Linked DNA regions of Homo sapiens: region 1 is linked to region 2. A link is an interaction called in ENCODE POLR2A ChIA-PET data of the cell type or tissue named here. Cell type or tissue: Caco-2. All regions are shown on one strand. Region 1 overlaps PIK3CB (phosphatidylinositol-4,5-bisphosphate 3-kinase catalytic subunit beta). Region 2 has its middle 28 kb from the start of PIK3CB.

Region 1 (5,000 bases), 190 kb before region 2:
TGAGCAAATGTACAATGTGCATGTGTGATCTCTGTATAAGGAAGAAGTGCCAGGAGAACATGGCAGGAGTCAAAAAAGACTTCCTGGCCGGGTGCGGTGGCTCACACCTGTAATCCCAGCACTTTGGGAGACCAACGTGGGTGGATCACAAGGTCAGGAGATCACGACCAGGTCAGCAGATCTGGCCAACATGGTGAAACCCTGTCTCTACTAAAAATACAAAAATTAGCTGGACGTGGTGGTGTGCTCCTATAGTCCCAGCTACTTGGGGGGCTGAGGCAGGAGAATCGCTTGAACCCAGGAGGCGGAGGTTGCAGTAAGCCGAGATTGCGCCACTGCACTCCAGCCTGGCGACAGAGCGAGACTCTGTCTCAAAAAAAAAAAAAAAAAAAAAAAGACTTCCATGTGGAGGAATGACAGCAGGGCTGGAGGAGAGCACAAGGGGGAGCACAACAGAAAGATGAGGAAGACACAGTAAGTGGTGAAAAGACCATGCAGGTTCCTGTTGGCCATGTAAGGACTTCTGTCATACTCCTAAAAGCACTGAGAAAGCTTCCGAAGGACTTTATGAGCGACAAAGAGAGGCTGTGTGTGTGTTGTGGGGAGGAGGGAGTATATGAGTGTGTTAGCATGTATCACAATCAGATAGTTTCTAAAATTAAACAGTTTCTAAAAGTCCTTCAAAAAAATTGAATTATTTTATGCTTTTTTATTTATTTTTATTTTATTTATTTATTTATTTTTTGAGACAGAGTCTCGCTCTGTCGCCCAGGCTGGAGTGCAGTGGCGCAATCTCGGCTCACTGCAAGCTCCACCTCCCGGGTTCACGTCATTATCCTGCCTCAGCCTCCCGAGTAGCTGGGACTACAGGCGCCTGCCACCATGTCTGGCTAATTTTTTTTTTTGTATTTTTAGTAGAGACGGGGTATGCTTTTTTAAAAGCACTTTTCATCCGGGCACGGTGGCTCATGCCTGTAATCCCAGCACTTTGGGTGGCCGAGGCAGGTGGATCACCTGAGATCAGGGGTTCGAGACCAGCCTGGCCAACAAGCTGAAACCCTGTGTCTACTAAAAATACAAAAAATTAGCCAGGCATGGTGGCAGGCACCTGTAATCCCAGCTACTCAGGAGGCTGAGGCAGGAGAATTGCTTGAACCCAGGAGGCGGAGGTTACAGCGAGCTGAGATTGCACCATTGCACTCCAGCCTGGGCAATAAGAGCAAAACTCCATCTCAGAAAAAAATAATAATAAAAGCACTTTTCTAGTTCTAGCAAAATGAGGTTGGGGGCAGAACTGTCAAAATACAAAATAAGAGAATGAAGCATTCTCCTAATGCAGCATTAATGTTTTTAATGAGACCCCTTATTCTTATCATGACATAACACATGTAAAGCAAACACTGCCAGGTTAAAGTGCACTTTCTCACTTTCCTGCATCTCCTCTCACTCCAGTTGCAGCCAAGGTAGGCAGAAGTCCAATAACTTCCTTTTCAAAAGCAGGCAACGATGAAAGCTTTCAGTGCCTTGAGGGTAGAATGTTCACAATGAGAAGGAAAAAACATCCTTCTCAGAGAGTTTGACAGAAGTCAAGCTGGGGACAAACTCTTGGAGCCCTAATCATCTCACCTAGGTACCCTCTGCACTCAACTTCTACACTTCTTACAAAGGCCAAGACTACAATTTCAGTAATGTTTACCCTCCTTTCTCAGACTCTCTGACTGAAGTAGCAATCTGTTACCTTTCACACTAAATCAAACATTTAAAAATGAAATAAATTCTACAACACGGGGATGGCAGCTCCATATCCTTACTCTAAACAGGTATATAGCAAGTTATCTGGCTTTAAAAATTTGTTTTACAACTTGTATATATTCATGGGGTAGAAGTACAATTTTGCTACATTGATATATTGCACTGTGGTGAAGTCAGGGCCTTCAGTGCATCCATCACTGTAGCAACACACATTGTACTCACCAAGCAACCTGCCATCAACCACCCATGCCATCCCTCTAAGTCCCCACTACCCATCAACCCACACCCTGCTTCTATGTGTATATATTATTTAGCTTCTACTTATGAGTGATATTATGTGGTATTTATCTTTCTTATCTCTGATTCTGACTCTGACACAATGACCAAAGTCTGAGTAGTACCTTAGCCATGGCTTCCAAAGGAGAAAAGTTTAAATCTTTTACCTAATGCTTGCATTATTTCCACCTTCTTCCTCCAACCCTCTGAGATGCTGACACCACTATCATTAAATAACTTTTGTATAGGTCTCTTAAAAGGGAAGTAGGCCAGGTGCGGTGGCTCACGCCTGTAATCCTAGCACTTTGGGAGGCCAAGGTGGGCGGACTGCTTGAGTCAAGGAGTTTAAGACCAGCCTGGGCAACATGGTGAAACTTTGTCTCTACAAAAAGTAAAAAAATTAGCCAGGTGTGATGACAGGTGCCTGTGGCAGCTACTCAGGAGGCTGAGATGGAAGATCACCTGAGCCCAAGGAGTTGAGGTTGCGGTGAACCATGATTGTGCTACTGCACTCCAGCTGGGGTGATACAGTGAGACCCTGTTTCAAAAAAAAAAAAAAAAAAAGGGGGGGGGGATGTAAAATGTAAACTCCATTAGTGTAATTCAGATATGAAGTCTTAATGGAGGCAACTGTCAAAAAATTGATTTCACATGTATTTGTTGGGGTAGAGTGGGGGTGTGCAGAGGACTGGCAAATCTACCCACGGCCAGATAGGTTTATATGTAGCCAGCCTATAAGATTTGCTTATTACTTCTTCACCAAAGGAGGTCAGGGAGTCCTAACACATCAATGTCTTATAAATGATCTAAGCTGACATGAAAGGTATCAAAAGAGTATTTTGGAACGTCATAGAAAAATGAAAATGAGCATTATGTATTTTCATTCATGCAAACATGGCACTGTTACAAGTACTAAAACAGTAATGTACAGAAGGTACCTCAAGATTTGGGATTGACCTTAAAAGAGTGTGTGCTACATGACCCACTTTAACCTAAACAGCTGGCCGAAAGAAAAAACAAACAAAATAGAAACATTGGAGCACATATATTTATAGAAACAGTAAAAAAGGTTTGGTGAGAAAAAGGTACCAGTTTGGAAATGAACTTAAAAAAAAATTAAAGTCCTTCATTTTTTAAAAACATGGGGTCAAAGTACAAAAAGTCAGCAAAGATCTCACTGGACAGACAAGTTCCTTTTTCTTCGCACAATGCTTCCCATCAGCTAGACACTAGGTTTATTTCCAGCACTCCCACATGTGGGTGCCTCCCATTGTCTGAGGTCACAATGAACTTCATTTGATGCTAAATGTGCTTTACATTTAGATAAATAAAATCAAAACTAAGAGAGAATAACTTGGTTGGGGTTTTCAATTAGGCTGATGGAACTAAGAATGCCAGGAAACAGTCTTTAGCTTAGCTTTTCATAACTAAATGAAGCTCATGATATGGCCTGAATCTACTAATTAGCAAAGGAGACCACTGTGTAGCTTCTGTGCTAACCTTGGAAAGAACAAATGAGTTACTAAACTTCAGCTTAAAGTTTCCCTCCTTTTTTGTGGGATCAGTCAAGTAAAAACATATTCCTGGGGGCTTACTTTATATAGGAGGAGTTGGTAAACTCTTCCCAGAATGAGCCAGATAATAAATATTTTAGGCACTACAGACTAAACACTCAACTCTGCAGTTGCAGCACAAAAGCAGCCATACATAATATGTAACCAAGTGGCTGTGTGCCAATAAAATTTCATTTACAAAAACAGGTAGCCCAGGTCCAACTGGGTTTATGGTCCTCAAGCAGACAGTTTATTCTAATGACCTATTCCTCTTATCTATGCAGTATACCTTATGAGTGTTTGAAAAACTAGCTACCTATTCAAAGCTACTAATTCTATTTTTACACAGCTGCATTAGAAATTCCTCCTAATTTAAAAGAAAAAAATCTGTCACCTGTAGTAGCCACAGTGTCCTTTTTAGATGAATTATGATCTCTTTTCTTTATTCTAATCACAGCTACAATCCCAAATTGCTCTTTCTACCTTTACACTACTGGAAAGTGTAACTTGGAAAAACCTAAAAATAAAAAATTATTTCTTTTTTTAAAAAAAAGGAAATTTAGGTATTTTAGGCACCATTATACTCTGATAAACAAAGAGTAGTACTAGACATGTCTTACCACATTATTTTCTCACTTAGCCAGACTGGTAAAATAATAAACAGGCATTAATTTAGAGTCTGACAGTCCTGGATTTGAATTTAGCTCTGCCATTTAATATTTCTGTAACCTTTGTTTAAAACCTCTAGCATTTTAATTTTTAATGTGTTAAAAAGAAATAACATAGCCCCATAGATATGTAAGCCTATACGATATTACTTACGAGAAGAACTTAATACAATGCCTGGTTCAGTCAATAAACAGCAAGGGTTGCAAGTTTTAAAAATATATATACACATATGTTTCATAATAACAGACTATAACTGAAACTTAAGAAATTAATCAGGAGATATTATAATCTTGCAGGAACAAAGTCGATCACACGTCTAACCGTTTCCAGCAACCTTGTAGACTAAGGTTGTTGCAGATACTAAATCACATTAAAAAAATGATGAAGTCCAAAGGTTTTATAAATAGGTGTGGTTAAAAAAGAAAGAAAAAAAGACCTCTAGGTTCCAAAAATAGAGATTTCTCACAGCAGTGGCTCAGGAAGTTAGACTTGGCTGACATTTCAATGCCCACCAAAAACAGTCACGGACTTAGGCCCATGAGGTAGGATCTGGACCCGACAAAGAACTGTTAGGAATAACACTCAAAATCCTAAGGAAACTGAACACTTGAACAAAGGATTCTTAGCAAAGCAATTTTACTTCTGCGTAGAGGGGTGCCTCCTTGGCCAGTTGCCATGAGAGCACACCTGAACAAAGGGGCACGACAGCCTTTATTCCTGACGCAAGTCCTGCCTCTGCATTCTTTCCCC
Region 2 (5,000 bases):
CTAAAATAGAATTAAATATTCTAAAAAGCAATTGCATGTTACAGTAGGATTACCAAGTATCCATGTCAGAGATACTTTCTTTTTGAGACAGGTTCTGGCTCGGTCACTCTGTCACCCAGGCTGATGTGCTGGAGTGCAGTGGTGCAATCATGGCTTACTGCAGCCTCAGCCTCCTGGGCTCAAGCGATCCTCTCATCTCAGACTCCCGAGTAGCTGGACCACAGGTGTGCACCACCATGCCTGGCTAGCTTTTAAATTAAAAAAAAAAAAAGTTTTTTAAAACCCTGTGAATAAAATAAGACAAGGTCTCTCTATTTTGCTGAGGCTGGTCTTGAATTCCTGGGCTCAAGCCATCCTCCTGCCTTGGGCTTCCCAAATGTTGGGATTACAGGTATGAGCCAACACTCCTGGCCAGAGAAACTTTTGGGATTGGTGAATGTCAACCAGGACAAGAGGACCTGAAGCCCTGGGTAGCACTCTTCAAAGAACAAAGAGGAAGGGAACTTTTCTCCCTCCCAGAGTGATAGAGCTGAACCCAGGAAGGTAAGAGGAACAGCTGGAGCCATGAAAGGGATACTTAGGGGCCATTGGCAGAAGCCAGTGCTAGGGAAGCAGCTAGGATAAGCAGATGCAGCCTAGCATCCAACATTGGTAGCAGCCAACAGGCAGGATTGCTGATGCCCAAACTTGGAGCTGGATGCTTTCCCCTAAAACCCCTAAGAAGGGAGAAGTCAGGGAAGAAGTGTAAGGAAGCCCAGCCCAGCCCCAGCCTTTGGATGCTGTGAATAAAAGGACCAGCTCTTACCAGGACACTTCAGGTTTCTTGCAAATCTCTAACTTCCTTAAAGCTAGCTATTTTCATTACTCCTTATTTCCCTGCAGCTCAACTATTAAAAGGAATAGGAGCTGTACATGGTGGCTCACACCTGTAATCCCAGTTACTCCAGAGTCTGAGGTGGGAGGATCGCTTGAGCCCAGGAGTTCAAGGCTGCGATAAGCTATGATCACGCCACTGCACTCCGGCCTGGGAGCAGAGTGAGACTGTGTGTCTAAAATAATAATAATAAATAAATAAAATGAATAAGGTTTAAGCACAGAAAGAAGGAAGTGCAAAGGGGGTTGGTAATTTATTCAAAAGCTGGTCTGGGGAGGAGGAGCTGCCCTTGATGGTATAGGGGGTATGTTGGCTGTGAGGCCTTTGGCAGCACCCTGGGGAGCCTGTGAGGAGAGAGAGGGTTCACAGGCTCCATCCCAGTTGAGAGGTGAAAGCTGGATGGGGCCACAGTGTGGGTGAGAGCTCTGACATGGACAGCTCAGAGTAGCACCTCAGGGAATACTTGGATTTTTTTTTTTTTTTTAACTGTTTTGCTTTGTAGTCAGAGAGGTATAGGACCAGATTGCTGTGGGAAGAGGGAACTGTAGGAAGTAGTTCTGCCCCTGCCCCCACCCCCAGGCTCCCACAGTTCTCTCTGCTACCTCTGCCATCACTGTACACTCATTGCCTGTTCTATCTTGGTATCCCCCACCAGACCGTGAGTGTCCCGGGAGCAGGCACTGTGTCTGATTCACCTCCTTCTGCCTCACAATGTGGCCCAGCATGGGGCTTGACACTTGGAAGTTTCTCAAAGAGTTACTTGTTGAATGAATGAACAAATGAATGCTTTCTCTGAACTGCCCTGAACTCTAGATGAGATTTACAAAGAAGGGAAGCCCTGCTTACAGTTCTCTGCTCCTTATACCCGCTTCCTAAAGGCGTTCGTGTGCCTCTAGGACTCAAGGAGGCTCCCGCCTCAGCCTCCCCAGCAGCTGGGACTACAGAGGCACCCCACTGTGCCTGACTTCATTTATATACATTTTCCCGGTGATTTTCTGGAGTCTATATCCTTCATCAGATTTTCCAAGGGGTGTCTGTCCCCTCAAAAGAATGATTGTCATTATTTGAAAGACTAGTTCCAGACAGATATTTTATACAAATTTTCCCAGCATTGACATCCCTGAACCAAACTGTTTTTCTTCCCAACATTACTGTTTTCTTCCTTTCTGTCGAGTTTGTTGTTTTGTAATATCAGAATCTCCAGCTCACCTGAGTAAATGGTAACAAGGTGCCACCACCTTTGAATTCTCCCAGAATCCACCCCACCCTCCGTCAGAGCCACTGCCAAGGCACTCTTACTGATTTCTCCCACACTGCTGGCTCATTGCAAGTGGGAAGACAGCATGTGGAGTGGGTGTGCGGCTTATTAAAGTGAGAACTCAGGGTCAGGGCAGAACCAGGAAGAGAGCAGTGAGATATCCTGCTACCTAATCCAATTCTCCTTTTTGTGCATTTAGCACCCTCCCCTCCGCCTGCATAACAATGGAAGGAAAGAGGAAGTGGGAAAAAAGAAAGTCATGTAATTGAGTTAGAAGAGGTAATGACCAAGACCCTGGAGCAGAGGGAAAGCGGGTTACAAAAGGTGGGTTAAAGAAATCACAAGAGTATGAAGAGCTGGGAAATTACTAACAAATATTTGCTTGTGTGGGAAAGCAAAAAAGTAAAAACTTCAGTGCTGAATTGGGGCGCTGAGCCACCAGGGAAATTTGAGATTGGCATCAAGGACCGTGTTGAAGCAGGGTGGGCGGAGAAGGAGGGAAAACTACCAGCCAGCTGAGATTTTGCAGCTAGGCTGTGGCCTGATACCGAGTATCGATGCCGCAAGGGAGGGATGAGTCAGTCCTAGCACGTCCAAGTTTAGAATAATAGACTGTTTGCCACTGGGAAGGCAAACACCTTTCCTGTGAGAGGGCTTGCTGACAGTTCCAATGTCCAAAGTCCAATGCCGACCCAGAAAACTGAGGAGGCCCTGGCCCCTGCAGGAAGGGCTCATTTACATGGAGACTGAGTAAAGTGCTGTCTTAAACCCTCCTTCCTTCCCCCACTGGGAGGTTTCAGCCAGATATGCCACCCTTTGTAGGATTTCATAGGGTTGTCTAAAGCCAGGGTTGGCACAGAGCAGAAGCCACAGGGCTAAGTACCAGATTATAATTGTCAATGTCACACCTTACTGCAGAAGCCAGGGAAGGGAGCTAGGAAACTGAAGAGCTTTCTTGGTTATGGGCGGGGCTGTAAATGCAGAGTGTGCCCTGGTGACTCATGGGAGACAGTGAGAAACACTGTGGGGATCTGGTCAACCGGGTACTGATTCCTTTGAGGAAGGTATACTCCACATGCCAACCTGATACTCATGGCTAGTGAAGAGATGGCAGGATTGGGTTGCATCAGCCAGCCTAACTCGACTTGGAAACACAGAAAATAACCCAGAGCAGGTCTCAAGCACTGTGTAACTTTATTAGTTCATAGTGGCTGAACAGCCATGTTTAGGGCCTCTCAGAAGAAAGAGTTTCATCTTTGGGAAGAAATTTGTGTTGGGTGATTTTGTTCATATAATTTTGTGTTTTTTGTTTTGTTTTGGTGTTTGAGACAGGGCCTCACTCTCTCACACAGGCTGGAGTGCAGTGGCACCATCTTAGCTCACTGCAACCTCTACCTTCCTGCCTCAAGCGATCCTCCTACTTCAGCCTCCTGCATAGCTGGGACTACAGGCACGTATCACTCAACCCAGCTAATTTTTTTTTTTTCGAGATGCAGTCTTGCTCTGTCACCCAGGCTGGAGAGCAATGGCACTATCTTGGCTCACTGTAACCCCCGCCTCCCAGTCTCTGCCTCCTGAGTAGCTGGGATTACAGGCTCCTGCCACCACCCCCGGCTCAGCTAATTATTTCTTTCTTTCTTTTTTCTGAGATGAAGTTTCACTCTTGTTGCCCAGGCTGGAGTGCAATGGCACGATCTCAGCTCACTGCAATGTCTGCTTCTGGGGTTCAAGCAATTCTCCTGCCTCAGCCTCTCTAGTAGCTGGGATTACAGGCATCCGCCACCATGCCCAGCTAATTTTTTGTATTTTTAGTAGAGATGGGGTTTCTCCATGTTGGTCAGGCTGATCTCCAACTCCCGACCTCAGGCGATCTGCCCGCCTTGGCCTCCCAAAGTGCTGGGATTACAGGCGTGAGCCACTGCGCCCGGCCTGGCTCGGCTAATTTGCATATTTTTAGTAGAGATGGGTTTTCACCATGTTGGTCAGACTGGTCTTGAACTCCTGACCTCAAGTGATCCGCTCTCCTCGGCCTCCCAAAGTACTGGGATTACAAGCGAGAGCCACGGCGCCCCAGCCTGGCTAATTTTTAAAGGTTTTTGTAGAGATGGGATCTCCCTGTGTTCTCCAGGCTGGTCCCCAACTCCTGGGCTCAAGCAATCCTCCCACTTCAGGCTCCCAAAGTGCTGGAATTACAGGAATGAGCCACTGTGCCTGGCTTTATTTTCCTTACTGTTTAAACAACTTTTCTCTGCAATATATTTTTTCCTGTGCTGGTAGTTGGGACCATGGTAAGTCTTGCCTAGCCAAGAGGTCTCTTTGCCTGAATTTCATCACAGGTAAAGAGAAGGCTGTGAGTTCTCTTTTGTATAAACAGCAATGCTACTTTCCTTCTATATGTGCATACCATTTTTTTTTTTTTTTTTTTTGAGACGGAGTCTGGCTCTGTCACCCAGACTGGAGTGCAGTGGCGCGATCTTGGCTCACCGCAACCTCCACCTCCTGGGTTCAAGCGATTCTGCTGCCTCAGCCTCCTGAGTAGCTGGGTTACAGGTGCCCACCACCATGCCTGGCTAATTTTTGTATTTTAGTAGAGACAGGGTTTCACCATGTTGGCCAGGCTGGTCTTGAACTCCTGACATCAGGTGATCTGCCTGCCTTGGCTTCCCAAAGTGCTGGGATTGTGCACACCTATTTTAACAAAATAGAAATAACATCAAACTAGCCCCAAATGTAGTGCTGTAAACTACAACTATTTAACTTGCCATTCTGTGTCGGCATCAATTTGGGCTGGGCTCAACTGGGCATTTCTTTTGCCATTATAAACTAAGGTCATTCTGCTGTCTTCTGGTGCTGGATATGGAGTGGGTG

What was found. ChIA-PET counts read pairs that join two places held together with the same protein. Peaks named below come from ENCODE experiments on the same cell type or tissue, not always from the same donor. Only the 100,000 strongest peaks of a DNase experiment are listed, where the experiment ranks them.
Region 1: POLR2A ChIA-PET joins it to region 2 with 6 read pairs; 2 of 35 experiments call an interaction of 5 or more read pairs at or near these places.

Annotation. Positions count from the first base shown.
Region 1 is chr3:138,666,835-138,671,834 of GRCh38, forward strand. All of the region lies in intron 19 of PIK3CB (phosphatidylinositol-4,5-bisphosphate 3-kinase catalytic subunit beta), which reads right to left. Among named protein-coding and RNA genes, the nearest start is that of FAIM, 61 kb to the left of the region's middle. In Caco-2, no CTCF peak of the experiment used is centred here; no DNase peak of the experiment used is centred here.
Region 2 is chr3:138,860,417-138,865,416 of GRCh38, forward strand. No RefSeq gene overlaps it. Among named protein-coding and RNA genes, the nearest start is that of PIK3CB, 28 kb to the left of the region's middle. RefSeq lists enhancers at 2,353-2,894, 2,971-3,265. In Caco-2, no CTCF peak of the experiment used is centred here; DNase peaks (open chromatin) are centred at 2,785 and 3,115; H3K4me3 peaks cover 486 bases.